Linked DNA regions of Homo sapiens: all the other regions are linked to region 7. A link is a loop called in an ENCODE intact Hi-C map of the cell type or tissue named here. Cell type or tissue: mammary epithelial cell. All regions are shown on one strand. Region 1 has its middle 15 kb from the start of ZFP3-DT. Region 2 holds the start of CHRNE (cholinergic receptor nicotinic epsilon subunit). Region 3 overlaps MINK1 (misshapen like kinase 1). Region 4 overlaps MINK1 (misshapen like kinase 1). Region 5 holds the start of ARRB2 (arrestin beta 2). Region 6 holds the start of MED11 (mediator complex subunit 11). Region 7 holds the start of GLTPD2 (glycolipid transfer protein domain containing 2).

Region 1 (4,000 bases), 270 kb after region 7:
CCTAGGCTGGAGTAAAGTCGCATGATCATGGCTCACTGTAGCCTCGACCCCTCAGGCTCAAGCGATCCTCCCACCTCAGCCTCCCGAGTAGCTGGGACTACAGGTGCGTGCCACCATGCCTGGCTAATTGTTTTAGTTTTTGTAGAGACAGGGTCTCCCTATGTGGTCCAGGCTGGTTTGGAAATTCTGGGCTCAAGTCATCCTCCTGCCTCGGCCTCCCAAAGTACTGGGATTACAGGAAAGAACCACCACCCCTGGCTGGAAAATATTTCAGGTGGTGATCTCAACTTGTTCAACATCAGATAATTCATTTGGGGGGAAAACCCTGTAAGGGCGTCGAGTGTGGAAGAGCCTTCAGCTAGAGCTTAGGTCTTACTGAACATCACACAATTCACATTGGAAAAAAACCCTGTGAAAGTAAGGAGTGTCGGCCAGATGCAGTGGCTCACGCCTGTAATCCCAGCACTTTGGGAAAGCCCAGATGGGCGGATCACCCGAGGTCAGGGGTTTGAGACCAGCCTGGCCAACATGGTGAATCTCCATCTCTACTAAAAATAGAAAAAAATGGCCTGGCGCAGTGGCTCACGCCTGTAATCCCAGCACTTTGGTAGGCCGAGGCAGGCAGATCACGAAGTCAGGAGATCGAGACCATCCTGGCTAACCCGTCTCTATTAAAAATACAAAAAAGTAGCTAGGCGTGGTGGTGGGTGCCTGTAGTCCTAGCTACTCGGGAGGCTGAGGCAGAGAATGGCGTGAACCCGGAGGCGGAGCTTGCAGTGAGCTGAGATCATGCCACTGCACTCCAGCCTGGGCAACAGTGCGAGACTCTGTCTCAAACAAACAAACAAAAAATATATATATATACAAAAAAAAATTAGCGAGGCGTGGTGGTGCGTGCCTGTAATCCCAGCTACTCGGGAGGCTGAGGCAGGAGAGCTCCTTGAGCCCGGGAGGTGGAGGTTGCAGTGAGCCGAGATTGCGCCATTGCACTCCAGCCTGGGCAACAAGAGCGAAACTCTGTCTCAAGGAAAAAAAAAAAAAAAAAAAGTAAGGAGTGCAGGTAAATATTTAGCTATAATTTAGCCTTACTAGAGACTTCATGTTAGAAGAGAAATCCTTTGAATGTAAAGACTGCAGGAAAGCCTTTCCTCAGAATCCTCATCTTATTCTACATCACCGAATTTGCTCAGGAGAGAAATCCCATAATTTATTGAATGTGGTCAGCCTTTAATCAGAGCTCAAATCTTCGTCCACATCAAAGAATTACCTCTGGGGAGAAAACCTGTGAGTGACATAAATATTGGAAGTCCTGCAATTATAGTTCATGCCTTACTCTACCCCAGATAATTCATATCAGAGAGAAACTGTTTGAATGTAACAGATGGGTAAATGCTGTCTGGCCTAGGTCAATCTTTATGACAATATCAAATAATTCGTCTCAGGGAATAATCCTATGACTGCAATGAAAGAGAATATCTTCGGCCAGTCTAAGAAAACACCACAAACATAAGAGTATGCATGTTTATACATATCTCTTGATATCAAAATAATTAGAAAAAATCTAGAGGAGGTGGATTAGTCCACATACTGAATTTCATGGGTTAACTGAAATTTAGACAAATGATTGAAGACTCTCTGTCTAGACAAAGTGGCAGCTGCATCAGGGAGACCTGGGACTCAACTGTCCTTCCTCATCCACTTTCCCGGCCACAGTTGAAATTCTTGTCTGTAGGTTGCTGGCGCCACCTGATGCCCAGCAAGAAAACTGCCTCTTTATTCCCGAGTAGGGAAGAAGACGCCTAAATCTGTAAACATATCTCCTTCTCTTTTTTTTTTTTTGAGACAGAGTCTCGCTCTGTTGCCCAGGCTGGAGTGTAATGGCGCAATCTCGGCTCTATGCAACCTCCACCTCCCGGGTTCAAGCGATTCTCGTGCCTCAGCCTCTTGAGTAGCTGGGACTACAGGTATGCACCACCATGCCCAGCTAATTTTTGTATTTTTAGTAGAGACAAGGTTTCACCATATTGGTCAGGCGGGTCTTGAACTCCTGACCTCGTGATCCACCTGACTTGGCCTCCCTAAGTGCTGGGATTATAGGCGTGAGCCACTGTGCCTGGCCTTCTTTTCTTTTTCAGACAGAGTCTTGCTATGTCGCCCAGGCTGGCGTGCAGTGGCGCGATCTCGACTCACTGCAACCTCTGCCTCCCGGGTTCAAGCAATTCTCATGCCTCAGCCTCCCGAGTACCTGGGACGACAGGCGTGCACCACCACGCCAGGCTAATTTTTTGTATTTTTAGTAGAGACGGGGTTTCGCCATGTTGGCCAGATGGGTCTCCAACTCCTGACCTCAGGTGATCCGCCCACCTGAGCTTCCCGAAGTCCTGGGATTACAGGCCTGAGCCACCACGCCCAGCCTCTTGTTCTCTTTCAACATTCAGTTTACTTAATTGTGCTTCCTCACGCAAAGGATAACCTTCCTCACACAAACACCCTTTCCTGCTCCCCTTTTCTTCCAACTGTTGCCTGCTGCCTCAGGAAAATCTCTCTGTCTCCTTCTTCATGGCAGGAGTAGCTGAGTGGGAACTGCCATTGTATAGTACCTGCGACAGCCTGGCAGGTGTGAAGTGCTTTGTCTGCAGTATCTCATTTAATTCTCACATGAACCCTGTGTGCTAATAGTACTCCCATTTTATAGGAGAGGAACCTAAACTCAGAGCTCAGGGCACTTTCCTAGGTACATGGGAAATAGCAGAAGCCCAAGGGGAGTGTGGGATTGTCTTCAAAGCTCATGCTTTATGAGTGGTTCTTAACCCCGGAGGGCTCATTTTTTTTTTTTTTTTTTTTTTTTTTGAGATGGAGTCTGACTGTGTCGCCCAGGCTGGACTACAGTGGCACCATCTCAGCTCACTGTAACTTCCTCCTCCCAGGTTCAAGCGATTCTCCTGCCTCAGCCTCCCGAGTAGCTGGGACTACAGGTGCCTGCCACCACGCCTGGCTAATTTTTGTATTTTTAGTAGAGACTGGGTTTTGCCATGTTGGCCAGGCTGGTCTCAAAACTCCTGACCTGAAGTGATCCTCTTGCCTTAGCCTCCCAAAGTGCTGGGATTACAGGCATGAGCCATCATGCTTGGCCAAGCCTGGAGAACTCTTTTAAAAGTACCAATGCTGGCTGGGCACGGTGGCTAATGCCTGTAATCCCAGCACTTTGGGAGGTCGAGGTGGGCAGATTGCTTGAGCCCAGGAGTTCCAGACCAGTTTGGGCAGCATAGTGAGACCCCTGTCTCTACAAAAAATTTAAAAAAAAATTAGCTGAGCATGGTGGTGCATGCCTGTGGTCCTAGCTACTCAGGTAGCTGAGATGGGAGGCAGTGAGCTGTGATCATGCCACTGCATTCCAGCCTGGGCAACACTGTGAAACCGTGTCTCAAAAAAAAAAAAAAAAAGAAAGAAAAGAAAAGAAAAAAGAAAAGGTACCAATGCTTGCCCTCCTTCTCCAAATTTTTTTTTTTTTTTGACAGAGTCTCACACTGTCGCCCTGTCGCCAGGCTGGAGTGAGTGGCGCAATCTCGGCTCACTGCAACCTCCGCCTCCTGGGTTCAAGTGTTTCTCCTACCTCAGCCTCCTGAGTAGCTGGGACTACAGTTGCATACCACCACCTTGGCCTCCCAAAGTGCTGGGATTACAGGCGTGAGCCACCGCTCCCAGCCTCCTCCTCCAAATTTTAATTGATCTGGGGTGAGGCATGGTGTTACAGACTGAACTGCATTCCCCCAAAATTTATATGTCGAAGCCTTAATCCCAAATGTGACTGTATTTAGAGATAAGGCCTTTAAGGAGGTAATTGAGATTAAATAAGCCTGACCAACATGGAGAAACCTCATCTCTACTAAAAATACAAAAATTAGCCAGGCGTGGTGGTGCACACCTGTAATCCCAGCTACTCGGGAGGCTGAGGCAGGAGAATCGCTTGAACCCAGGAGGCAGAGGTTGCAGTGAGCCG
Region 2 (4,000 bases), 110 kb after region 7:
GTACCTCCGGCCGCGCTGGAGCGTCCCACCCAGTGCCTACGCCTGGCTCCGCCTCCAGCGCGAAGCCCCGCCCCGAGGGCGGTGCTTCCCGGTTGGCCCCGCCCCATAAGGCCCCCCCCCAACAATAATCGTCCGGGCCTCGGAGTAGCTCTTCCCACCGGAAAATAAGCGAACAGTTCTGCCAATCGAAGGGGAAGTAGGTGACCTCCACTGCGCAGACGCTGCGGTAGATGGCCGGAGGCAGCCACGTCACGGAGCCGCCCTCGTAGACGAGCACGTTGGCGTCGTAGGCCACTCCGAACTGGCCATCAATACTGTGGGCTCGGGGAAACCGAGCTTTTTGCACAGGTCTGCACCCTCTCAGAGTACCCCCTTCCCCAACCAAGTCCAGCCCGCACCCCAGGCCGGCTTCCCTCCAGCCTGGCGTCTGGCCCGGTTCTCACTTGTTTTCCAGCACAATCTCTGGCAGCCACACGAGTTCTGAAGGGACTCGCAGGGTTTCTATACCCCCAAAGTCGTCCTTGCTGTAGTTGAGTCGGTAATCCTGCCAATCCTAAGGGGTGGGGGATGGAAGGCCGCGTGCCCTGCATCTCCCACCTGGCGCTGCCTGGGAGGGGTTTGGGGGAAAAGGGGTGCCCTGGACAAGACCTCACACCATTCCCCAGATTTGACTCACGATTCCAATCCAGACGCTAGTGGTGAGAGTCTCCTCTTTTTCATTCTGCAGATGGGAGATGGGGATGATTGAAGTGAGATTTCAGGGCCAGAAGTGAGCTTTAGGACAGAGCTCAGCGGTTGGGGCCAGAAGTGGGATTTTTGGCTTAAGATGAGGGTGGGGGTAGCTTACCAGTGAGATGAGATTCGTCAGGGTGACCTTGAGGCTGATGGTGACAGTATCCTCAGGCTCCCGCACTGGCCGGCTTCCTGGGTCATAGTTGTTGAAGAGATGGTGATAAAGACGCAGTTCCTCGTTCTTCCCCACACCCCTGCCTGCGATGGGGTCAAGAAGGAAGGGTCATTGGCAATGAAGAGGCTGGAGCACCTCTCTCCCCTCTGCCTCCCCTGGGTCCTCACAGGCCTCTGAGGCTGTGTACTATCAGTATCTGTCTCCTAAACCAATTATGCTGTGCCTGGGAACGAAATACTGTGTCTAAGTCTCCATCTTGGTCTCTGTCTTTGTCTTCCCAGTCCCTTCATGTCAGTATCTGTGTGTGTCCAATTGCCCCTCTAGCCCCTGTCCGTACCGAGAAGCCCCAAGAGGAGCAGGACCCCAAGCGGAGCCCTTGCCATCCTGCTGCGTGGTTCTCAGGGTTATTCTGAGCTCTGGCAGGCTTGGAGGGGGCATGCCAGGGTGCCTGTGTGAGGGGGAGGAGGGTGTTAGTTCCGGGCTGTTAGGGGACTGTCACCTAATCCTCTGCTCACCCCTGCTGCAGCTGGGGACATTTTGGCTGCTTCCAGAGGCAGCTGCCCCATCCTGTGTTTCCTGCCCCTGCCCCGCCCCAGCCCAGCGTCCTTTGCCTGGTATTTGGCCAACTCCCCAGCCACAGATGTGGGCGTCTCCTGAGAGGCACCTGCAACCACAATTCTAGTAGCAGGGGGTGGGAGACACTGCTTTCAGCAGGCACTGTTGTCCTTTGAGTAAGCTGCCCTGTGTAGGTGACCCTGACTGATGAACACATCTGGGGATGTGACACACCCCTTGCCTCCCATTCTCACCCATGTGGAACACACACTATCACCACCCAAGCTCACAATGCCTTTCTTGCCGACAGAGTGGCAAAAAACAGTCTCCATAAAGACCTGATAAAGAGACAGGTGGTCACAGGGGATTAGCCCTGCGGTACAGAGATTCCATCTAGCAAAGGAGATCATGTAAAGGACCCACCTCCTTCCACAACCTGATCGCCAGGTTTGCCCATGCCCAGCCCCTCTGGGTGGGAGACTTGTTTCTCCTTGTCTATCCCTGCTGCCACCTTGTGGTCACAGATGATAGTACCGTCTTCCCATCCTACTCTCCTAAACACACACGTGCACACATACACACACACCTGATGACACCTTAATAGATCCTTTTGATGTTCCTTTTTAAAAAAAATTTTTTTGAGACCAAGTCTCGCTCTGGCGCCCAGACTGGAGTGCAGTGGCATGATCTCGGCTCACTGCAACCTCCGCCTCCCGGGTTCAAGCGATTCTCCTGCCTCAACCTCTGGAGTAGCTGGGACTACAGGCGCATGCCACCATGCCCGGCTAATTTTTGTATTTTTTAGTAGAGATGGGGTTTCACCATGTTAGCCAGGATGGTCTCGATCTCCTGACCTCGTGAGCCACCTACCTGGGCCTCCCAAAGTGCTGGGATTATAGGCGTGAGCCACCGCGCCCAGCCTCGATGTTTTTTGTTTTTCTGTTTCTTTTTTTGTTTTTTGTTTTTTGCAGGGGGTGGGGGGACAGGATCTCACTCTGTCACCCAGACAGGAGTACAGTGGCACCACCATAGTTCACTGCGGCTCTCAAACTCCTGGGCTAAAGCGATCCTCCTGCCTCAGCTTCCCAAAGGGTTAGGATTACAGGTGTGAGCCACCACGCCCGGCCTCAGTGTTTTTTAAAGCCTTCTTGAACCATTCTAATCACCTGGAGGGGTGCTTATTTTAAATTCAGATTCCTAGGCTCCATTCCCAGAGAATTATGATTTCGGGACTAGGGTGCCAGGAATCTGTATTTTTAGGAAACTGTCCAGGTGTTCCTCGTGAGGTAGGAGGGGCTGGCCTAAGCATATTTTCTGCTTACATCTCATTTCCTCACAGCAGTCCAGCAAAGCAATGATCACTGTCCTGAATACATGAAAGGGGATGCTAAGGTCGGGATCCAGGGTCACACAAGTAGATTGGCAATAATGCATGAGACTTATCAATCAACTCTATTGATCTCGCACACCTGTGTTTATTTTACCCTTCACAAAACACTTTCGGGTCCATCACCTTTGGGTCTCCTTCCCCCACCTATGAGGTAGGTCATAATCACCTCCATGTTACAAGCGAGGACACATCAAATAACAGAGTGTCCTCCTAGTCCATTTCCCACACTTGTGTAAAGCCTCTGTTTCCACTGCTGCCTTATCAACCCCACGATTTCCATTTCAGACTCCCTTTCTGGGTCTCTTTGACCCAGCTTACCTCTTTGCATGTGGCTGGTACATGGACTAAGTCTCAAATCTGTGCTGCTGCTTATTCCAGAGCTTCCGCGTCAAGGCTTGGGACAAGAATTGTGATAAATGCAAATATTTATTCAAACATCAGTGGACACCTACAAAGTTCCCCCTTACAGGGCCGAGTGCTACGGTTATTGAGATGGATAAAACAAGCCTCAAGGAGTTATCATCTAATGACAGAGACCTATCAACAGCCAGTGATGCCAGACTATGAGAAGCATAAAAATAAACAGGTGCTATAGAATCTGTAGCTAGGGTGAATCAGATCTGTCAGAAAAGCAAGGTTTTGGCCAGGCACAGTGGCTCATGCCTGTAATCCTAACTATTTGGGAGGCTGAGGCTGGAGCATCACTTGAGCCCAGGAGTTCAAGACCAGCCTGGGCAACACAGTGAGACCCCCCATCTCTACAAAAATAAATAAACAACAACAAAAAATATTAGCCAGGCATCATGGTGCATGCCTGTAGTCCCAGCTACTTAGGAGGCTGAGGCGGGAGGATTGCTTGACCCTAAGAGATCAAGGACACAGTGAGCTACGATCACACTACACTCCAGCCTGGGTGACAAGCGAGACCCTATCTCAAAAAAATGAAGTTTCCGGCTGGATGCGGTGGCTCAACACCTGTAATCCCAGCACTTTGGGAGGCCAAGGCAGGTGGACCACCTGAGGTCAAGAGTTCGAGACCAGTCTGGCCAACATGGTGAAACCCCATCTCTACTAAAAACACAAAAATTAGCTGGGTGTGGTGGCTGGCACCTGTAATCCCAGCTACTCGGGAGGCTGAGGCAGGAGAA
Region 3 (4,000 bases), 92 kb after region 7:
TTCTCGTGCCTCAGCCTCCTGAGTAGCTGGGATTATAGGCGCCCACCATGACACCCAGCTAATTTTTTGTATTTTTAGTGGAGATGGGGTTTCTCCATGTTGGCCAGGCTGGTCTCGAACTCCTGGTCTCAAGTGATCCGCCTGCCTCGGCCTCCCAAAGTGTTGGGATTACAGGCATGAGCCACAGCGCCCGGCTGAGGGGCACTTTGTAAGATAGAAAACAGTCGGGCCGGGCGCGGTGGCTCATGCCTGTCATCCCAGCACTTTGGGAGGCCGAGGCAGGCGGATCACGAGGTCAGGAGATCGAGACCATCCTGGCTAACACGGTGAAACCCCATCTCTACTAAAAATACAAAAAAATTAGCCGGGCGAGGTGGTGGATGCCTGTAGTCCCAGCTATCCGGGAGGCTGAGGCAGGAGAATGGCGTGAACCCGGGAGGTGGAGCAGGCAGTGAGCCGAGATCGCGCCACTGCACTCTAGTCTGGGCGACAGAGCGAGACCCTGTCTCAAAAAAAAAAGCTGTGTCTCCTAGAGTCAAGCCCTCTCTACGCTCCACCCTCTGAGCATAGACTCAGATCCCTCTGTCCCGCAGGGTCGGCATGTCAAGACGGGGCAGCTGGCTGCCATCAAGGTCATGGATGTCACGGAGGTAGGGAGTGGAGCTGGGCAGTGGGAGGGTCGGACCAGCGAGAAGGGAGTGTTGGGGGAGTCTCAGGGCTCAGCTCCTCCCATCTGCTTAGGACGAGGAGGAAGAGATCAAACAGGAGATCAACATGCTGAAAAAGTACTCTCACCACCGCAACATCGCCACCTACTACGGAGCCTTCATCAAGAAGAGCCCCCCGGGAAACGATGACCAGCTCTGGGTGAGAAACGCCCCCCTGCCCGCCTTCCCTCCCCGCAATCCCTGTCTCCGGGCTGTTCACTAGGACTCAGTATCAGTGCCCAGCATCTCTCCTTGCCAGCTACCCTCCCTCCGGTCTACCCAGCCTCCCCTGTCCCTGGACCCAGAGGGGCCTCCTGCCTCATGGATGGCCCCGCACTCCAGCCCCCATGAACTGCAGCATCTCATCCTTTGAGTGTTTTGTGGGGAGGGGTCCTGGCGTTTGCCCCAACCCTTCCCCTAACCAGTGTCTCACACTGTGCGATCGGCTCTTAATAAATAAATATAATCCTGGCAAAGGGGAGAGAGACCGTGGGGAGGCCGTCCATCCATTTTCCTGCCTTTGAGCACAGCTCCTGGGAAAGCAACAGAACCAAAATATTTGTGGGAGATAACAGGGCCCAGACCCCTCCCAGAACCCCAGATGCTACAGAGCACCCAGCCCTTCTGGGTCATCATTCAAAACAGAGCCTGCTGCAGAGCTTGGGGCCTCCCCCAAATTCCTCCTGCCTGGCCCAGAACATTCCTAAGAGTCATTCCCCTCCCTAGCCTGGGCACTGGTGCTGACATGTTCCCCCAGCCTCACCCTTTGTGGTACTGAGCCCAGTCCCTGAGGATGGAGCAGCAGGGAGTGTGGCAATGGCTGTCGGGAGTTTTGGCGCTGACGCCAGGTCTCCCCTCCCAACAGCCATTCAGAGAAGCACTTACTAAGCACTTCTGTATACTCTGTATAGATGAGCATGAGCCATGGTCCTGGCCTCCAAGGCCCTTTGGCTTTTTGGGAACACACACACTCATGCACACAAAGAAAGGGAGAAAGGTGACAGGGAGGTCTACCTGCCAGGTGTGTGTGGTGGAGATCGCGGCAGGCTAGAGGCATTAGTGGCCGGGCGCCCCCTTCTGGACCTGTTGGGCACAGGTCCTCCCCTCCTCTCACTGTGCTCTGCTCTCCAAGGAATAGGCACATGCAAATTACTTTTATTGCATATGCAAATATATGTGTCCACCCAACCTTTTCCTGCATTGGATGTGGCTTTTAGTGAAAACTTGGACAAGCATGCTGATTTCCAGGAAGACTGGTTGGAGCCATCTTCTCTGCCTGCGGGTCTCAGCTGCTCTCCCTGGGAGGTGCAGACCCAGAGCCCTCCTCATCTCCTGGCCTTGTTACTCTCTGTGCTGGAGGAGTTTCTCTCAGGGTCTTCCCAGGTTCCCTGTTGCAGCTGTCGAGGTAGACCCTATGCAATCTTTATGTCTCTAGCAGACCTAGAGAATCACTATTTCTTAGCCCCCTTTCTGCTTCTAAGTCAGGGACTGGCAAACTTCTTCTGTGAAGGGCCAGATGGTAAATATTTCAGGCTTTGCGGGTCATATTTGCTGTCCCAGCTACACGGTTCTGTTGTTGTACCACGAAAGCAGCAATAGTCAGTACGTAAACGAATGAGTGTGGCTATAACCCCAGCACCCTCACTGCGGTCACTCACGTTTCAATGTTTTACACTTTCACATGTCATTTAGGATTCCTTTTTTTGTTTTTTCCCGCAACCATTTAAAAATGTAAAACCCAGGCCAGACGCAATGGCTCAAGCCTGTAATCCCAGCACTTCGGGAGGCTGGGGCAGGAGGATCACCTGAGGTCAGGAGTTCAAGACCAGCCTGGCCAACACGGTGACACCTCGTCTCTACTGAAAATACAAAAATTAGCCGGGCGTGGTGGCATGCGCCTGTAATCCCAGCTACTTGGGAGGCTGAGGCAGGAGAATCGCTTGAACCTGGGAGGCGGAGGTTGCAGTGAGCTGAGATCGCGCCACTGCACTCCACTCTGGGCGACAGAGTAAGACCCTGTCTCAAAAAAAAAAAAAAAGTGAAAACCATTCTTGACTTGCTGACCATATAGAAGCAGGCCTTGGGCCAGCCCTGATCCAAAGCAGAAGTTCCTTTTTTTTTTTTTGAGACAGAGTCTTGCTCTGTCACTCAGGCTGGAGTGCAGCGGCGCGATCTCGGCTCACTGCAACCTCTGCCTCCCAGGTTCAAGCGATTCTCCTGTGTCAGCATCCTGAGTAGCTGGGATTACAGGTGCCCACCACCACGCCCGGCTAATTTTTTGTATTTTTAGTAGAGATGGGGTTTCACCATGTTAGCCAGGATGGTCTCGAATTCCTGACCTCATGATCCGCCCGCCTTGGCCTCCCAAAGTGCTAGGATTACAGGCATGAGCCACTGAGCCCGGCCCAAAGCAGTAGTATTTTGTTTTGGGTTTTTTGTTTGTTTGTTTTTTGAGACAGAGTCTCACTCTGTCACCCAGGCTGGAGTTCAGTGGCGCAATCTCAGCTCACTGCAAGCTCCGCCTTCCGGGTTCACGCCGTTCTCCTGCCTCAGCCTCCCAAGTAGCTGGGACTACAGGAGCCCGCCACCACGCCCGGCTACTTTTTTTTTTTTTTTTTTTTTAGTAGAGACAGGGTTTCACCGTGTTATCCAGGATGGTCTTGAACTCCTGACCTTGTGATCCACCCACCTCGGCCTCCCAAAATGCTGGGATTACAGGAGTGAGCCTCCGCGCCCAGCCATAAAGCAGTAGTTCTTAACCGCTGTAGGGTTTGGAATCCCAATGAGAATCTGATGAAAGTACTAGACCCTTCCTCAGGGAAAATGCATATACCTGCATCATTTTGTTTACAGTTTCAGGGATTCCTTGGACTCCTACTCTAAACCCAGCCCCACCCTGCCAGTTCTTTTCCATCTGTATTCCTTCTCCTCTTTTTTTTTTTTTTTTTTGAGACGGAGTCTTGCTCACCATGTTGGCCAGGCTGGTCTTGAACTCCTGACCTCAGGTGATCCGCCTGCCTCAGCCTCCCAAAGTGCTGGGATTACAGGCATGAGCCACCGCACCCAGCCTTTTTCCCTCTCTGTCTTGACTTGAGGAAATCCTGTGGCCTTTGTGAGGCTTCTGTGGCCCTTGCTCTCTAGCTCATACCAGTTCTAACCCCAAGGTCTCTTATCCTCCTCCAGGAGTCTAGCAGGGGATTGGGGCAGGGGTGGGAGGGCTTGTCTGACTGATACTTTTCCTTTCGGTACCTTCCTGGGATCCTAGCTGGTGATGGAGTTCTGTGGTGCTGGTT
Region 4 (4,000 bases), 69 kb after region 7:
CGCCCAGCTGGAGGAAACTGCTATAGAGACTGTTGTCATCATTCAGGGAGTTGGCAGGGGGGACAGCCGCCACTAGGCCATAGATGGTGATGATACCAGCCATGACCACTGGGATGATGGACTTCATGTGGATCAGCTCTGGCCACATGACAGACATGGCCATGATGCCGGTGCCATTCTTGGCCATGCCACAGGCAGCACCCAGGCCACTGGAGACCATGGTGGCCATAGCACCCGAGATGGTGAAAACCAAAGCATACTCGGGGCTGTTGTTGGACATGTCTGTGAGTGGGGAGGGGGACAAGGATGGGCATGGCAGAGAGTGAGTGCAAAGACAGTGGACTAGTGGCAGCAAAGATGCTGGTTTTTTTTTTTTTTTTTTTTTTTTTTGAGATGGAGTGTCACTCTGTAGCCCAAGCTGGAATGCAATGGTGCGATCTCAGCTCACTTCAACCTCTGCCTCCAGGGCTCAAGCCATTCTCATGCCTCAGCCTCCCGAGTAGCTGGAACTATAGGCACGCACCACCATGCCCAGCTAATTTTTTGTATTTTTAGTAGAGATGGGGTTTCACCATGTTGCCCCGTATGGTCTCAAACTCCTGAGCTCAGGCAATCCGCCAGCCTTGGCATCCCAAAGTGCTGCGATTATAGGGGTGAGCCACCGCGCCCAGCCAAGATGCTCTTTCTTACCACACACACACCCTCCTATTTCTTTTCTTATGCACACACACAGACACACACACAGCCTTTAGCTACTCCTAATTGAAGGGTGCCTAAGACACCACCCTTCTGTCAGAATACTTGCCCCTACTTCCAAATCTCTGCCAGTACTGTATCCTTGTGGAACTTAACTTAAATTGTTGGGGAGACCCCATCTGTCCTTTGTCTCTCAGGCCCTTATCCCTTCCCCTGTGGTGGCTTCAGAATATCTCCTACAGATGGGGTTTAGGGTTAGTAATCTGGTGGTACTGGGGCTAAGGGATAGGTTTTAAAGCTCCATTTGCATAGCAGTCACTATTTTAACACTTAGATTGTTGGTGTTTTGGGGTGTCTTTAAGGGAGCTGATGAATTTATGGGAGGCTAAATATCCCCTCCCCCACTGGGTATAGCCACTGCCTTTGCCCCCCTCTTCCTCTCTGTGTGGGCCTTCTGGATTACAGGAAGAGCTCAGGAAAACAGGCCTATTGTTTTCATCTGGGAGGGGGGAGGGCCTCCCAGGCCAGCTCAGGCTCACTGTCCTTTGAACTGGTACCCGATAAACAGAGGCTCCAAGACGCTGGCAGCCTTGTTCTTCCAAGGCAAGGGAGTTATTTGGCTTGAGACTTTATTCTGTTCTGCCAGCTCTTGTTGGTTCCCTGTTTATTTTTTTTTAATTTAAATTTAATTTTTTTTTTTTTTTGAGACGAGGTCTTGCTCTGTTGCCCAGGCTGGAGTGCAGTGGTGCAGTCTCGGCTCACTGCAACCTCCGCCTCCCAGTCTCAAGTGATTCTCATGCCTTACCCTCCTGAGTAGCTGGGATTACAGGCATGCACTACCATGCCCAGCTAATTTTTGTATTTGTAATAGAGATGGGGTTTCACCATGTTGGCCAGACTTGGTTCCCTCTTTAGACCACAAGTTCCCATTCTCTTTCCCTAGTGTCCTATGAAATTCTCTTCTCCCGCTTCCGCATCTGTTTTTCTCTATCACAGGTTTCTCAGAATCTTTCTGGCTGCTGTATAGTCAGTCCTGGTATGGTTAGTAACAGCAGGAAGCCTGCCTTTTTGGAAGTACAAGGAGCTAGGAAAGGAGGGGTCTCTCCCAGACTAGAGAGGTCTTCTCCCCTAGCCTCACAGCTAGCTGACTCTGCCTTGTCCTCCCAACACCCGGGATTCCCCCCGGCCCCTCCCAACACCAGGCACCCGGGGCAGCCCCACCTCCTGCCCTGTTTCCTGTCAGGGGTAGGATGGCACCTTGCCTGGGTCTGGGAACAGCACTGGCTCTAGCAGCAGGACCTGCCGGGGCATATCTGAGTGAATAATCATTGCTGGGCTCGAAGCACAGGAGAGACCAGTCCTTCCTTGTCTCCACTGGGCTGTTTAGTGCTTCTTTCCCAAGGACTTCCATCCCTTCCCCAGGCTTTATGGTTCCAGTTCTTCTACCATTCTGGAAGCTCCCTAGAATCTCCTGGAATGCTTAATGGACCTTTCCAGCACCGAAATTCAAGAATTATGACTCATCGGTCAGCAGAAAAGTGAGGATACCTTTTCCTAACCTACCTGCTTCCCCTGCAGTTTCCTCACAATCTTACTCTTTATATTTTAGCATATGTAACTTCTCAGGATGTTAATTCTGTTCTCTCTGTGTTGGTGTCTGAGCACCCAGAAGGTAGAGCCAGGGGCACTTATAAACCAGGAGCATTATTTGACAGGCACTTAAGAAAGACACTGGCTACGTAATCCCAGCACTTTGGGAGGCTGAGGCGGATGGATCACATGAGGTCAGGAGTTCGAGACCAGCCTGGCCAACATGGTGAAACCCTGTCTCTACTAAAAATACAAAAATTAGCTGGGTGTGGTTGCACACGCCTGTAATCCCAGCTACCTGGGAGGCTGAGGCAGGAGAATCGCTTGAACTTGGGAGGCGGAGGTTGCAGTGAGCCTAGATTTTGCCATTGCACTCCAGCCTGGGTGACAAGAGCGAAACTCCATCTCAAAAAAAAAAAAAAAAAAAAAAAAAAAGATGCTGGCTAATATTGATAATAACAGTTTGCATTTGCTAAAGTACTTAAAAAAAAAACCTTTACCCCTCAAAGGGTTTCATCTACATGCAAAACCAACACCGTAGGAACTACTTTCCGCATGCGGAGCCGGGTACAGAGGGAAGGGGCGCGTCCGGGAACTACTTGCCGCATGCGGAGCGGGGTACAGAGGGAAGGGGCGCGTCCGGGAACTACTGGCCCCATGCGGAGCGGGGTACAGGGGGAAGGGTCGCGTCCGGGAACTACTTGCCGCATGCGGAGCGGGGTACAGAGGGAAGGGGCATGTCGTTAGAGGAGCTACTGTTAGTGGAATGAGGACGGGTAGCCAGAGTTCTCATCTGCCAGCTCCAGGCCACTTCCAAGAAATGTGACCCCCAAGCCTCTGGTGCTTGCCTCCTTCTGCTCATTCAGTCGTCCACCTCTTTCATTCTGGATTCCACCATGAGTCCAGGCCTCTCCTGCATTTCTAGATTTCCACGTGCTGATTGTGAGGGACTGACGGGGGTTTCACCTTCTCTCCTTTTCCTGGCCCCACAGCCTTGGCTCACGCTTCCTAGGCTCTGAGTTTCAGTTCGTGTCCCAGCCTCCCAACCGGACAGCGTTCTGGAAACAGTTTATGCATGAACTCTTGCATTTTCTCTTGGGAAATAATCAAACCCTTTGTTTCTAATCTCCTCTCAGTCTGTACTACTACTACTACACTAACATGACTTTGGTTTTGGGGAAAGGAAAGGAAAATGTCTGTTGATGCTGGGCCCCAGGCAGCACCGTGAGAGCTGCAACGGGCTCACATTTGCCCCTAGTTTTTCCTCCAGGTAGGAGCTGTGGGAGGAGTCCAGGGAGTCCCTTGAGGCTGAGCAGAGCAAAGAAGCAAGGGCTCAAGGCTGGTGTGTGCCTGGTTCTCCCCTGGTCAGTTCTAGGGAGCAGAGACCGTGGTGCAGGTGGAAGGACCACGGCGCTGTGTCCCTTAACTGTACAGCACCAGTGCGCGCCACGTGCTGGGGAGATGCCGAAGCCTTAGGGAGCAACTTCGGGAAGCTTTTGAAGCTGGGGAAACTAATACACTTGAAATAGTTAAAGGGGGATTTAAGGCAGAGGAGCAGAGTCTGAGGGGACAGCTCGTGCCCTCCCCTTGCCTGCCTCAGGCCACCAGCTTTGTGCCTCTTCTCTCCCTCCAGCCCTTGTTCCTCAGCTTCTTCTGAAAAGCTTTCCTTGAGCAAACCCAGCTCCGCCTTGCTCTGTCTGGCGTTGAATCATTA
Region 5 (4,000 bases), 79 kb before region 7:
GTAGACCCAAAAAAGGAGCAGCAGCAAGATTTAACCGCAAAAAACAAAAGAACAAAAGGTCTACCTAACAGAAGAGTACCCCAGTGCATTGCAATTGCCGGTTCAGGCAGCCTGCTTTTATTCTCTAATCGGCCCCACCCACATCCTGCTGATTGGTTCATTTTACAGAGAGCCGATTGGTCCATTTTACAGAGAGCTGATTGGTCTGTTTTGGCAGGGTGCTGATTGGTGCATTTACAATCCGTGAGCTAGACACAAAAGTTCTCCACGTCCCCACTAGATTAGCTAGATACAGAGTGTAGACACAAAGGTTCTCCAAGTCCCCACCAGAGTAGCTAGATACAGAGTGTGGATTGGTGCATTCACAAACCCTGAGCTAGACACAGGGTGCTGATTGGTGTGTTTACAAACCTTGAGCTAGATACAGAGTGCCGATTGGTGTATTTACAATCCCTTAGCTAGACATAAAGGTTCTCCAAGTCCCCACCAGACTCAGGAGCCCATTTGGCTTCACCCAGTGGATCCCGCTTGGGGGCCGCAGGTGGAGCTGCCTGCCAGTCCGCATGTGCTTGCACTCCTCAGCCCTTGGGTGGTCGATGGGACTGGGTGCCTTGGAGCAGGGGGCGGTGCTCGTCGGAGAGGCTCGGGCCGCACAGGAGCCCACGGAGGGGGAGGGGAGGCTCAGGCATGGCGGGCTGCAGGTCCCGAGCCCTGCCCCGAGGGAAGGCAGCTAAGGCCCAGCGAAAAATTGAGCACAGCAGCTGCTGGCCCAGGTGCTAAGCCCCTCACTGCCCGGGGCTGGCCGGCCACTCCGAGTGCGGAGCCGCCGAGCCCACGCCCACCCGGAACTCGCGCTGGCCCGCAAGCACCGCGCGCAGCCCGGGTTCCCGCCCGCGCCTCTCCCTCCACACCTCCCCGCAAGCTGAGGGAACCGGCTCCGGCCTTGGACAGCCCAGAAAGGAACTCCCACAGTGCAGTGGCGGGCTGAAGGGCTCCTCAAGCGCGGCCAGAGTGGGTTCCAAGGCCGAGGAGGCGCCGAGAGTGAGTGAGAGCTGCCAGCACGCTGTCACCTCTCACCACTGCACTCCAGCCTCGGCGACAGAGTGAGACTCTGTCTCAAAAAAAAAAAAAAAAACAAGAAAAAGAAAAAAAACTTCTGCGCATCCTTCAGAAAGACTGTCCTCATCTGTTCCCCGCTCTGGACAGCCTGCACTCCCTCCACCCCCGCCCGGGCCAATTGCTGTTAGCGGCTGTGTCTTCTGACTCAGACCTCTGTAATAGCATTCCTGGGTAATACCTGTGTATGTGTCTCCTCAACTATTCTAGGAAGGCAGGGGCCATGGTAATTCGTATGTGTCCCCATCGATTGGCATAGTGAATAGCATAACATAGGCACGGATGGATGGGTCCATAGATGGACCGATGGATGGGAGCGGGTGAGTGAGTGGATGTTAGCTGGGATGGGTGGGTGAAGGAGATGGATAGTCAGAGACATTGGAAAAGGGAACCCTGCGAAGATCAAATGCAAACACCAGGAGGAGCTGACACGCTGCAGTGAAGAAGCGGGAGGGCTGGCCACAGAAGGCGGCACGCTCCGAGTGGAGCAGGTGAGCGGCGCGCACTGAAGCAAGCATCACGCAATTGAACCGCTCACCCACGTGTTCCCCCCCACCATCCTCCTTCCCAGACGGCGCTTCAGCTCATTCCACCGCCCCCAGCAGCCCGGTCGCCCCCACCGCCACTGAGAAAGCAAACAAAGGGGAGGAGACCCCTGCAGGTTCTGGATGCCGAAGGCCAATCGAAAGACTTAGATCCCCTGGAAGGCGGGCGCCTTGGTTTAGGGGGGTCCAATCGGTTTCAAGGGGTTGCAGCGGGGCGGGGAGATGGGCGGGAGGAGTGGGAGCTGGCCCCGCGCGCGGGGGAGGGCTACCAGGCTGGGAAGGAGCGCGAAGGGCTGGGGGCGGAGCCAATGGCCCCGCGTGTCTGCTAGGAGAGGGCGGGCAGCGCCGCGGCGCGCGCGATCCGGCTGACGCATCTGGCCCCGGTTCCCCAAGACCAGAGCGGGGCCGGGAGGGAGGGGGAAGAGGCGAGAGCGCGGAGGGCGCGCGTGCGCATTGGCGCGGGGAGGAGCAGGGATCTTGGCAGCGGGCGAGGAGGCTGCGAGCGAGCCGCGAACCGAGCGGGCGGCGGGCGCGCGCACCATGGGGGAGAAACCCGGGACCAGGTAAGGGAGGTGGGGCCACGCGGCGGGGCATGGGCGGCGGCTCGGGGCGGGGGCTGGGACGGTCCCAGACGAGGGCGCAGCGGAGAGGATCTGGGGGCCGGACGCCTGGGTCCCTAGGGACAGCCATCCGGGGCCGCACGCGCAGGTCCTCGAGGATAATGAGGGTGGGGGGGAAATGCCCGGGCCCCTGCAGAAAGCGAGGCCTGAGGGGGATCAGAAAAACCGGTGTCGGGGTTCTCGCAGGGATGTGGGGCCAGACTACTGGGCTCTCCCGTGCAGGCTGCGATGCAGGGATGGAGGAAGGAGGAGCAGGTGGCTGGCCCCGAGGGGTCGTGTACGGGGAGGCTGGATGCCGGGACGGGGGGGATCCACTCCAGACTCGCGCCAAGCCAATGGAAAGCCTCCTATCCAATATCCCCCAGGTAGTCGCGCTGCCCACACCTGTCCCGAGGGCCGGGTGGCTCCTCACCCAAACTTCTACCTTCCCTTGGGTTGCCAGGAGCAACAGCTTCATCTTGGGGGAGCCGAGTGCGTGGCGACCCTCCCTGAAACTAGATCGTATCCCTCTCTCTGGGGGTGGGGGAGGCAGTATTCACCCTGGGCGCGCGTCCACTCCCCGGATGTTTTCTGTGCAATCGAGGCTCTTTCCTTCCACTGATACCCCGAGTTCTCTTTTTTGGTCTCTAGCAAAATCCACTTCCTGTTGTGACTCAACACCCCCAAGGGGCAAGGGGTGGATGCCTGAGTCGCAGGGGAGCGGGAGCAAAAGACGAAAAGGTTGGGGCTGTAGGCCTCAACTCAGAGGGTATCAGGAATAGGGAATTGGTCCTGAGCTCTGGCTTGCTCTGCAAAACATCATATCAACCCCACTTCCAACCTATAGAGTATGAGAACCCGGGTTTCTGAGCATCAAGTAGACGAGCATCAGAAAGAGATCATCAGAGAGATGATCCGTCTCCTGGATCAGGGTTTAAACATCCCAGAGAAAGGGGAAGTTGCTGACTTGTGGGAGGCCCCTGATTTCCGTCATGTGGTTCAGGGAGTGGGACGGATGGACCAAAGGAGACTGCTAACTTGGCACAATTTCCCTCACCCCCATGAAATTCTGGGCCACAGGAAATGGAGCGAATAGCAGGAAGTGTGAAAGGACATCTGCTTCAGCTACCCCTGCTCCCACTGGGCACCTCCCTGGTCATCCCCACACTCTGCCTCCTTGGCCAGCCTAGTATATGCACGCTGCTCCTCCCCAGCCTGGCAGGAGGTGGCTGGGTTAGGATCCAAAGGGCAAGTGCCTTGCAGCTGCTCCAGGGCAATTGCCCCAGAACCACACTCCAGTTGGCCCACTGATTGTGGCTGTCACAGCCCTGTGCCAGGGCTCCTAATGGGAGGACACCCTGGGACAAAGAGGAAAACCAGAAGCAAAGGGGAGGGAGAGCCTGGATGATGCCACGGCACTCAGCTCCCAAGTTGGGATGAAAGATAGGGTGTTTATTCTAGCGGCTACCATATCGATGTGTATTCTCTTTTATTGGTTAGGAATACCTGGGGCCCTCCATACCCTTTGCCTTACAACCTTTGGACAGCTTGGCTTTCTGGGAAGAAGGGGCAAGTGAAGTTGTAGCAGAAACTGGGCCTATGGTAGAAACCATGTAGGGCCAAAGGCCAGGGTCATTGCTCTCCTATATGCTCCAGCTGTCAGAGCTGGAGACCAGATGGAAAGATGGTTAGGTCTTACCCAGACACTGTGGTAACCTGCCCATTGGGGTCCTCTGGGAA
Region 6 (4,000 bases), 58 kb before region 7:
CGCCACCATGCCCAGCTAATTCTGTATTTTTAGTAGAGACGGGGTTTCTCCATGTTGGTCAGGCTGGTCTCGAACTCCTGACCTCAGGTGATCCACCCGCCTCGGCCTCCCAAAGTGCTGGGATTACAGGTGTGAGCCACCAAACCCAGCCTTTATTTTTTAAATATAGGAGATGGGGTCTCACTATATTGCCCAGGCTGGTCTCGAAGTCCTTAGTTCAAGTGATCCTCCCACCTCAGCCTCCCAAAGAGCTGAAATTACAGGAGTGAGCCACCATGCCCAGCCCCCAAATTTTTTTATAAAGACAGTATCTCACTATGTTCCCCAGGCTAGACCATTCAGTTTAACTGAGTCTAACCTTCATGTGCTAACCTTGGGCAAACTAGTTTCATTCTTGATAATCTACTATAAACTGTTACAAACGATCTTTCCAAAAAAGGTAATTCTGGTCATAACACACTTCTTAAAAACCCTTTAAAGGCTCAAATGTCTTCAGACTCAAGTCCAAAGTACATAGCTTGCAAGCCTTTTCCTGATTCCGCTCCTCTCTCCAGCCTCACCATTGTCATACCTAACCCCCACCACGCTCCGTTCACTCCAGGCAGGCAGAATCCCTTGCTGGACTCCACATGCGCTGTTCCCGTCACAGCACCATGCTGTTGCCTATGCCGTCTCCCTTTTCCACTACAAGCTTTCATCCACGTAGTTCACCTTTAAGATTCAGCTCACGCCTGTAATCCCAGCACTTTGGGAGGCCGAAGAGGGTGGATCGCTTGAGGTCGAGTTCGAGACCAACCTGGCCAACATGGTGAAACCCCGTCTCTACTAAAAATACAAAAATCAGCCGGGCGTGGTGGCGGGCGCCTATAATCCCAGGCACCCGGGAAGCTGAAGCAGGAGAATCGCTTGAACCTGGGAGGTGGAGGTTGCAGGGAGGGAGATCTTGCGACTGCACTCCAACCTGGACGACAGAGTAAGACTGTCTCATAAATAAATAAACTTGTGTAGAATAAACTAGAGGCCACAGACAGTGTCAAGAAGATGGACAGGTCTGAATGGCCTCGGGCTAGGGGATATTCCACTGTCGCCTCTGACTACGGGTGGTCCTGTGGCTGAGGCGCAGCGGGCCCTGGGAGTTGTAGTTCATCAAGCGGACCGAGGAGGCGAGGCTGCGCTGAGCATCCTGGGAATCGTAGTGCTCGCTACACGGTGCCCTCTGCGCAGGCGCACACCGAGAGCCACTTCCGGAACAAGCGTCGCGTTTCTGAGGAGAAACTCTTGGTGAGAATTCCCAGAGTGATAATGGCTACCTACAGCCTGGCGAACGAGAGACTACGCGCTCTGGAAGACATTGAACGGGAAATCGGCGCCATCCTTCAGAATGCAGGTTCGGGATGCGACAACCTGGACAGCGGGGAGCGAAAGCGTGACCGGGCTGCACTGGCAGCCTGACCTGGGACTTGGAGCAGGGTTGGGGAGGGAATCCTACGTGCGTGCGCAGCGAAAGGGCGGGACTGAGAGGGGCTGGCCTAGGGAGAGGCTACACTGGCAGTCTCCGTGTGTCCCCGCCCTCTCTCCGCCCTGGCAGGTACTGTGATCCTAGAATTGTCCAAGGAAAAAACTAACGAGCGGCTCCTAGACCGGCAGGCGGCGGCCTTCACCGCTTCAGTGCAACACGTGGAGGCGGAGCTGTCAGCTCAGATCCGCTACCTCACCCAGGTCGGTGTGTCTGGGGGGTTCTGCGAGCGAACCCCAGCTCTGGGTCAAAGCCTCAGGCTTGGGTGATCCAGGGTGGAGCATTAACTGGGCAGGACCAGACCTCCCCAGCCGGCCATCCAGAGCGGGTTTCTTCCTCTAAAAGGAAAGAATGGGCCGGGCGCAGTGGCTTGACAGAGTTCGAGACCAGCCTGGCCAACACGGTGAAACCTCGTCTCTACTAAAAATATAAAAATTAGGCCAGGCTCGGTGGCTCACTCCTGTAATCCCAGCACTTTGGGAGGCTGAGGCGGGTGGATCATCTGAGGTCAGGAGTTCGAGACCAGCCTGGCCAACATGGTGAAACTCCGTCTCTACTAAAAATACAAAAATTAGCTGGGCTGGTAGCGGGCACCTGTAATCCCAGCTACTTGGAAGGGTGAGGCAGGAGAATCGCTTGAACCCAGGAGGTGGAGGTTGCAGTGAGCCAAGATTGCAGCACTGCACTCCAGCCTGGGTGACAAAGCAAGACTGTCTCAAAAAAAAAAAAAGCCGGGCTTGGTGGTGAGTACCGGTAACCCCAGCTACTTGGAAGGCTGAGGCAGGAGAATCGCTTGAACCCAGGAGGCGGAGGTTGTTGTACTTAGCCGAGATCATGCCATTGCACTCCAGCCTGGGTAACAGAGCAAAAACTCTGTCTCAAAAAATAATAAATAATAAAATGAAAGAATTAAAGGTGGCCCTGCATACCTCACTGGGTAACATCACATGTGCCTAGCAGAAGATGTGTAAATAATGCTAGAACTACAGAACTTTGTCACTGGAAACTTGGCCTGACCTCCAGGCCACGAGGTCCCAAATCCTTATATCCTGAGAAGAGGGACAGGATTGAGAAGGTTCTGAAATCGTCGCAGGGACCACTACCATTACTAATTTTTACGGTGTGCCAGATACTCTGCATTACTTTATCTAATCCTCAACAACTCTAGGAAGTAGTTATTGTCACCCCCATTTTACAGACAAGATTAACATAAGTTAAATGATTTATTTACCCAGCTACCAGATGGCCTAACAAATTCAAACTCAGGGAAGAAATGAGACGAGACCTGATGCCTGGTTGGAGTTAGGGTAAAGGAGATGGTGCTCCATTGATAGTCTGTCTTGTAGGTGGCCACAGGGCAGCCCCATGAGGGCTCCAGCTACTCTTCGAGGAAGGACTGTCAGATGGCTCTGAAGCGAGTGGACTATGCCCGCCTCAAGCTCAGTGATGTGGCTCGAACCTGTGAGCAGATGCTGGAGAACTAGGCCAGGGAGATGGACCCAGAGCTGAGAGGGAGACCATCACCTGTGCCATGGGACAGAACCTGGGAACATGTAGGGTGGGGAGTATGAGCACCAACATACCCTGCTGGTCAAAGTACCCTAGGACAAAGGGGCAAATGGTGGGCATGGAAAAACTGAAGCCCGAGCCTGCCCACAGCTATGCTTTGGCCTCTCCAGCAGGGTGCTCCTGCTCTGCACTCCAGAAACACCCTGACAGGCTCAGAGAGGAGATGGAAACTGACATACCCAACCCACTTCCTCAAACACTTCATGCTGCTGCCCCAGCCTTCCCGCAGACTTGGCCTAATGAAAATACATACTTCTTCATTCGGAGAGACAAAACAAGAACTAGAGTTTTAATGATAATAAAAGCAATAATAATAAAAGCAATAACAATAAAAACAAGATCAGACTCTCACTGGGGTAGGCAAGGGACTGAGGAGGTGAAACCAACCCGTATGGTGTCCCAGCACGGCACCTGCTAAGGAGGGAGGGTGGGAAAGCCCAGGCCTTCGCTGCGGGTACAGGAGGATGCAGGAGAGGGCTGAGGTGGGGGAGGAACAACTGGTGTACTGGGAGAGAGATTTGGGACGAGGGGGAACCATCAGCAAAAAATGAAGCCAGGAATCACAGTAAGGGCGCAAGGGCTGAGGCCAGTTGTTTCCATAAAGAAGACTCAATCATTACAAAAATAATTTTTAGTAGTTAAAAAACACACATAGGGCCAGGCATGGTGGCTCACACCTTTAATCCCAGCACTTTGGGAGGCCTGGGTGGGCAGATCACCAGGTCAGGAGTTCGAGACCAGCCTGGTCAACATGGTGAAACCCCGTCTCTACTAAAAATACAAAAAATTAGCCGGGTGTGGTGGTGAGCACCTGTAGTCCCAGCTACTCAGGAGGAGGCAGGAGAATCGCTTGAACCTGGGAGATGGGGGTTGCAGTGAGCCGAGATCATGCCACTGCACTCCAGCCTGGATGAC
Region 7 (4,000 bases):
GGCCCCTGTCATCAGAGGTCACATTCCAGTGGGGGAGACAGAGGATAAATTCTCCCCCAGTGGACCTTGAGCTCTGTGAAGGCACTTTTGTATTCTTGAAGCCTAGTACGTGCGGAAGTACTTAATAAAAGTTGGTGCAATGAATGATTGAAGAGCCAATCTGGAGTTTTGAAAATTAAACCACAAAAATGCAAAAGGATAAAGCCTGACGTACGTATATGATTGCAAGAGGTCATGTATCCAGGTCAAGACAAAGTCCCCTGGGAATAAGATAGAGAATTTAGAAGTGGGTGTTCCCGGCTGGGCGCGGTGGTTTACGCCTGTAATCCCAGCACTTTGGGAGGCCAAGTTGGGCGGATCACAAGGTCAGGAGTTCGAGACCAGCCTGTCCAGTATGGTGAAACCCTGTCTCTACTAAAAATGTAAAAATTAGCCGGCACTTTCCAGCCTGGGCGACAGAGCGAGACTTTGTCTCAAAAAACAAAAAAACAAAAAACAAACAAAAAAAAAAAGAGAGCGAGAGAGAAGTGGGTGTTCCCTGGATCCCAGAGCCGGACAATGCTTGAACTTAATAAGATTTATAGGGCAATTGTGGTCAGCTTTTCCATTTAGTGTTTTCACATACGTTATCATTTAATCCTCACATGAGGCTTGCAAAGTACCTATTATTATCCTCAATTTACAGTGGAGGGAACTCAAGCCCAGAGTGAATTTAGGGCCCACACCACTGCTCAGTAGGGGAGCTGTTCTGGGCCCTGCCTCTCTTCCCAATACTCAGAGTGCCTCTTGCTACAGCTGGCCCTACAGGGAAGGGAAATGCACTGATCTGTCACTGCTGTCGAATCCCCCAAATTCCCTTCACCCAGTTCCTCGCACCCAGGGTAGCTGCCCTTTGGGGCGAAGGGCACAGGGGAAGGGGCCTTAGTAGGTTAATTATTAATCCTTTGCGCCTCAGGGCACCACGGGCTTCTGTCCCCTCCTGGAGGCGGAGGGACACGGACTGGCTAGGCGCTGGTGAGGGGGCGGCGGTCCCAGCAGCAGGCATGGGAGTGGCGGCGCGGCCCCCAGCCCTGCGGCACTGGTTCAGCCACTCAATTCCTCTCGCTATCTTCGCGCTGCTGCTGCTTTATCTCAGTGTTCGGAGCCTAGGTGAGCTGCCCCTTCCCTCACTTGCTCCGGGAGGAAGCCCGGAATCCAGGCCCTCACGACTCAAGCCTCTTTCTCGAGCCCTCACCGCTCCGCTTCTCCTCTACCCAGGCGCCCGCTCGGGCTGCGGACCCAGGGCGCAGCCCTGCGTTCCAGGGGAAACGGCGCCCTTCCAGGTACGCTAGGCGCAGGATTGGGCGCGGGCGCTCCAGGAGGGACCAGAACAGGGGGACGTGGAGCCAGGCTGAGGGTCCGGCAAAGGGCGGGTCCTCCCCCGGTCTACCCTCTCCCGTCGGAAGCTGAGCGCACAGCAGAAGAGCCGCCAGCTAAACCTTCGGAACAATTTCTTCAGGGCAGAATCTGCTCCCACCTCTTCCCATCGTGTCTCCCCACCAGGTCCGGCAGGAGTCGGGAACCCTGGAGGCCCCGGAGAGGAAACAGCCTCCGTGTCTGGGCCCTCGGGGGATGCTGGGCCGCATGATGAGGCGGTTCCACGCCAGTCTGAAACCCGAAGGGGATGTGGGGCTGTCGCCGTACCTGGCGGGATGGAGGGCACTCGTCGAGTGAGTGGCCTCCCGCCCCCCAGCCGGTCCCCGCCTCCTTGGCGGCTCCATCTCCATTCTCTCAAATCGTCTCGCCCGCAGGTTCCTGACTCCCCTCGGCTCCGTCTTCGCCTTCGCCACTAGGGAGGCCTTCACCAAGGTGACAGACCTGGAGGCTCGGGTGCACGGCCCGGACGCGGAGCACTACTGGTCGCTGGTGGCCATGGCGGCGTGGGAGCGGAGGGCGGGACTGCTGGAGCAGCCGGGGGCGGCCCCCCGGGACCCGACCCGGAGCTCGGGCTCTCGCACGCTGCTCCTGCTGCACCGCGCGCTGCGCTGGTCCCAGCTCTGCCTCCACCGGGTGGCGACCGGCGCGCTGGGAGGCCCGGACGCGGGCGTGCAGTGCAGCGACGCCTACCGTGCGGCCCTGGGTCCGCATCACCCCTGGCTGGTCCGACAGACCGCCCGCCTCGCCTTCCTCGCCTTCCCGGGTCGCCGCCGCCTGCTGGAGCTGGCGTGTCCCGGAGCCACCGAGGCGGAGGCGCGGGCCGCGCTGGTCCGGGCCGCCGGCACCTTGGAGGATGTCTACAACCGCACCCAGAGCCTGCTGGCCGAGCGCGGCCTGCTCCAGCTGGCCTAAGACGGCGGCTGCGGGGACCGGCGGGAACGGAGCGGACCGCCCGGGGTGGGGCCGCGCAGCCCGGGGTCAGTCCTGCAGCCCGCGCCGCGGCCGCCTCCGTATCCCGCCTCTTCCGTGACGTCGCCGCGGCGAGGGCCGCCCCCGGCAGGGAATGGCGTTGAGCTCCCTCTGTCCGCAGTCTCGGAAAGACGGGAGGAGCTGTGAGGAATAAAAAAGCAATATTTGGCAGCGTCGACGTAGGGCGTTTTGTGTGATGACGACAGGCGCTTAAGGGAAATAAAAAACGAAGGTGAGAAGATGTGTCATCTCTGTTCTCGGCAGCCGAGAGACTCACGCTCCCCCGGCCTATCGTAGTCACTCCCGTGGCTTCGGTTGCCAAACACACGCTGAGTCTCCAGCCCAGACTTGTCCCTGAGCTTCACCCCTGTGCAGCCAAGTGACTCCACGGCCACTCCCACAATGAACATGAAAGATCTTGCCATTTCATACACTGATAACTTCCAAATCACAACTTCAATCCACTTTCTCCTGGACTCCAGAATCCTACATATACGATTGCCTATTCGGTATTTCCACTTGGATGTCACCTAGGCATAGCAAACCTACCATGTCCAACACTAAGCTCCAACACGCCCTCCCCACGAAAATTCTCCCTTCATAGTCTTTGCTGGCTCAAATGACACTTCATTCTTCCAGGTCCTCAGACCAAAAACCTCGTCATCCAGACCCTTCTGGGTTGTTTTTTCGTTTTGGTTTGGTTTTCTTTCTTTTTTTTTTTTTTTTTTCTGAGACAGAGTTTCTCTCTTGTTACCCAGGCTGGAGTGCAATGGCGCGATCTTGGCTCACCGCAACCTCCACCTCCCGGGTTCAAGCAATTCTCCTGCCTCAGCCTCCCAAGTAGCTGGGATTACAGGCATGCACCACCACACCAGGCTACTTTTTGTATTTTTAGTAGAGACAGGCTGTCTACGTGTTGGTCAGGCTGGTCTTGAATTCCCGACCTCAGGTTATCCGCCCGCCTCGGCCTCCCAAAGTGCAGGGATTACAGGTGTGAGGCACTGCGCCCAGCCCCAGCCCTTCTGTTTCTCTTTCATCATATCAGCATCCAATCTGTGAAAATCTGAGCAGTGCCCACTTTCTCCACTCCTAGTACCTTTGACTATGAAGGGAGACTATATCCTAGATTACTGCACTAGCCTCCTCATTGTTTCTCTGTCCATCCTTTCCCTCCCTATAATGTATTTTATTTTATTTTTGTGCCCCCTCTCCCACCCTCCTATAATGTATTTTATTTTTTTTATTTATTTACTTATTTTGAGACGGAGTTTCACTATTGTCACTGAGGCTGGAGTGCAGTGGCGCAATCTCGCCTCACTGCAACCTCCACCTCCCAGGTTCAAGTGATTCTTCTGCCTCAGCCTCCTGAGTAGCTGGGATTACAGGCGTAATCCCACCACCACTCCCAGCTAATTTTTGTATTTTTAGTAGAGACGGGGTTTTGCTACGTTGGCCAGGCTGGTCTTGAACTTCTGACCTCAGGTGATCCACCCACCTCCGCCTCCCAAAGTGCTGGGATTATAGGTGTGAGCCACCGCGCCTGGCCAACGATTGTTTTTTATTACGAGAGAATGTTGGATTTTTAAACTGCTTTTCTGAGTTTATTGAGATAATT

The links. Hi-C counts contacts between places; a loop is a spot of excess contacts. Peaks named below come from ENCODE experiments on the same cell type or tissue, not always from the same donor. Only the 100,000 strongest peaks of a DNase experiment are listed, where the experiment ranks them.
Region 1: it touches region 7 in a loop (7-fold over the local background); 2 of 110 quality-filtered maps call a loop at or near these places.
Region 2: a loop joins it to region 7, with 6 times the contacts of the local background. A loop is called at or near these places in 27 of 110 quality-filtered maps.
Region 3: a loop joins it to region 7, with 5 times the contacts of the local background. A loop is called at or near these places in 107 of 110 quality-filtered maps.
Region 4: it touches region 7 in a loop (3-fold over the local background); 6 of 110 quality-filtered maps call a loop at or near these places.
Region 5: a loop joins it to region 7, with 10 times the contacts of the local background. A loop is called at or near these places in 43 of 110 quality-filtered maps.
Region 6: it touches region 7 in a loop (5-fold over the local background); 76 of 110 quality-filtered maps call a loop at or near these places.

Annotation. Positions count from the first base shown.
Region 1 is chr17:5,060,845-5,064,844 of GRCh38, forward strand. It overlaps the pseudogene LOC100421332. Among named protein-coding and RNA genes, the nearest start is that of ZFP3-DT, 15 kb to the right of the region's middle. RefSeq lists an enhancer at 1,477-2,237. In mammary epithelial cell, a CTCF peak has its summit at 1,735 (motif pointing left); no DNase peak of the experiment used is centred here.
Region 2 is chr17:4,901,774-4,905,773 of GRCh38, forward strand. CHRNE (cholinergic receptor nicotinic epsilon subunit) reads right to left here and starts at 1,325. Exons shown (of 12, transcript NM_000080.4): 1 at 1,245-1,325; 2 at 848-990; 3 at 677-721; 4 at 444-553; 5 at 159-314. The coding sequence starts at 1,290. C17orf107 (chromosome 17 open reading frame 107) reads left to right here. Exons shown (of 3, transcript NM_001145536.2): 3 at 1-1,161. RefSeq lists enhancers at 37-678, 679-1,320, 1,510-1,729 and a silencer at 1,861-2,155. In mammary epithelial cell, a CTCF peak has its summit at 1,984 (motif pointing left); DNase peaks (open chromatin) are centred at 1,668 and 1,768.
Region 3 is chr17:4,880,391-4,884,390 of GRCh38, forward strand. It overlaps MINK1 (misshapen like kinase 1), which reads left to right. Exons shown (of 32, transcript NM_153827.5): 3 at 594-650; 4 at 742-867; 5 at 3,973-4,000. It also overlaps the pseudogene RN7SL784P. Among named protein-coding and RNA genes, the nearest start is that of C17orf107, 17 kb to the right of the region's middle. RefSeq lists a silencer at 1,675-1,724 and an enhancer at 1,905-1,954. In mammary epithelial cell, a CTCF peak has its summit at 1,788 (motif pointing left); a DNase peak (open chromatin) is centred at 1,751.
Region 4 is chr17:4,857,095-4,861,094 of GRCh38, forward strand. The region is part of intron 1 of MINK1 (misshapen like kinase 1); the gene reads left to right. It also overlaps the pseudogene ATP6V0CP1. Among named protein-coding and RNA genes, the nearest start is that of MINK1, 26 kb to the left of the region's middle. RefSeq lists a silencer at 2,760-3,054. In mammary epithelial cell, no CTCF peak of the experiment used is centred here; a DNase peak (open chromatin) is centred at 1,957; H3K4me3 peaks cover 2,109 bases; H3K27ac peaks cover 3,337 bases.
Region 5 is chr17:4,708,521-4,712,520 of GRCh38, forward strand. It overlaps ARRB2 (arrestin beta 2), which reads left to right and starts at 2,112. Exons shown (of 15, transcript NM_004313.4): 1 at 2,112-2,224. The coding sequence starts at 2,202. RefSeq lists an enhancer at 1,730-1,899 and a silencer at 1,829-2,358. In mammary epithelial cell, a CTCF peak has its summit at 1,526 (motif pointing right); DNase peaks (open chromatin) are centred at 1,281 and 1,961; H3K4me3 peaks cover 2,251 bases; H3K27ac peaks cover 784 bases.
Region 6 is chr17:4,730,188-4,734,187 of GRCh38, forward strand. It overlaps MED11 (mediator complex subunit 11), which reads left to right and starts at 1,241. Exons shown (of 3, transcript NM_001001683.4): 1 at 1,241-1,387; 2 at 1,589-1,719; 3 at 2,863-3,420. The coding sequence starts at 1,303. The coding sequence ends at 3,000. It overlaps CXCL16 (C-X-C motif chemokine ligand 16), which reads right to left. Exons shown (of 6, transcript NM_001386809.1): 6 at 3,346-4,000. RefSeq lists enhancers at 1,038-1,177, 1,077-1,896, 1,188-1,237. In mammary epithelial cell, CTCF peaks have their summits at 1,150 and 1,641 (motif pointing right); DNase peaks (open chromatin) are centred at 1,234 and 1,554; H3K4me3 peaks cover 1,615 bases; H3K27ac peaks cover 1,306 bases.
Region 7 is chr17:4,787,969-4,791,968 of GRCh38, forward strand. It overlaps GLTPD2 (glycolipid transfer protein domain containing 2), which reads left to right and starts at 996. Exons shown (of 4, transcript NM_001014985.3): 1 at 996-1,149; 2 at 1,258-1,322; 3 at 1,543-1,709; 4 at 1,791-2,621. The coding sequence starts at 1,044. The coding sequence ends at 2,328. RefSeq lists a silencer at 1,803-2,452 and an enhancer at 2,683-2,762. In mammary epithelial cell, a CTCF peak has its summit at 2,104; DNase peaks (open chromatin) are centred at 2,113 and 2,583; H3K4me3 peaks cover 2,246 bases; H3K27ac peaks cover 1,824 bases.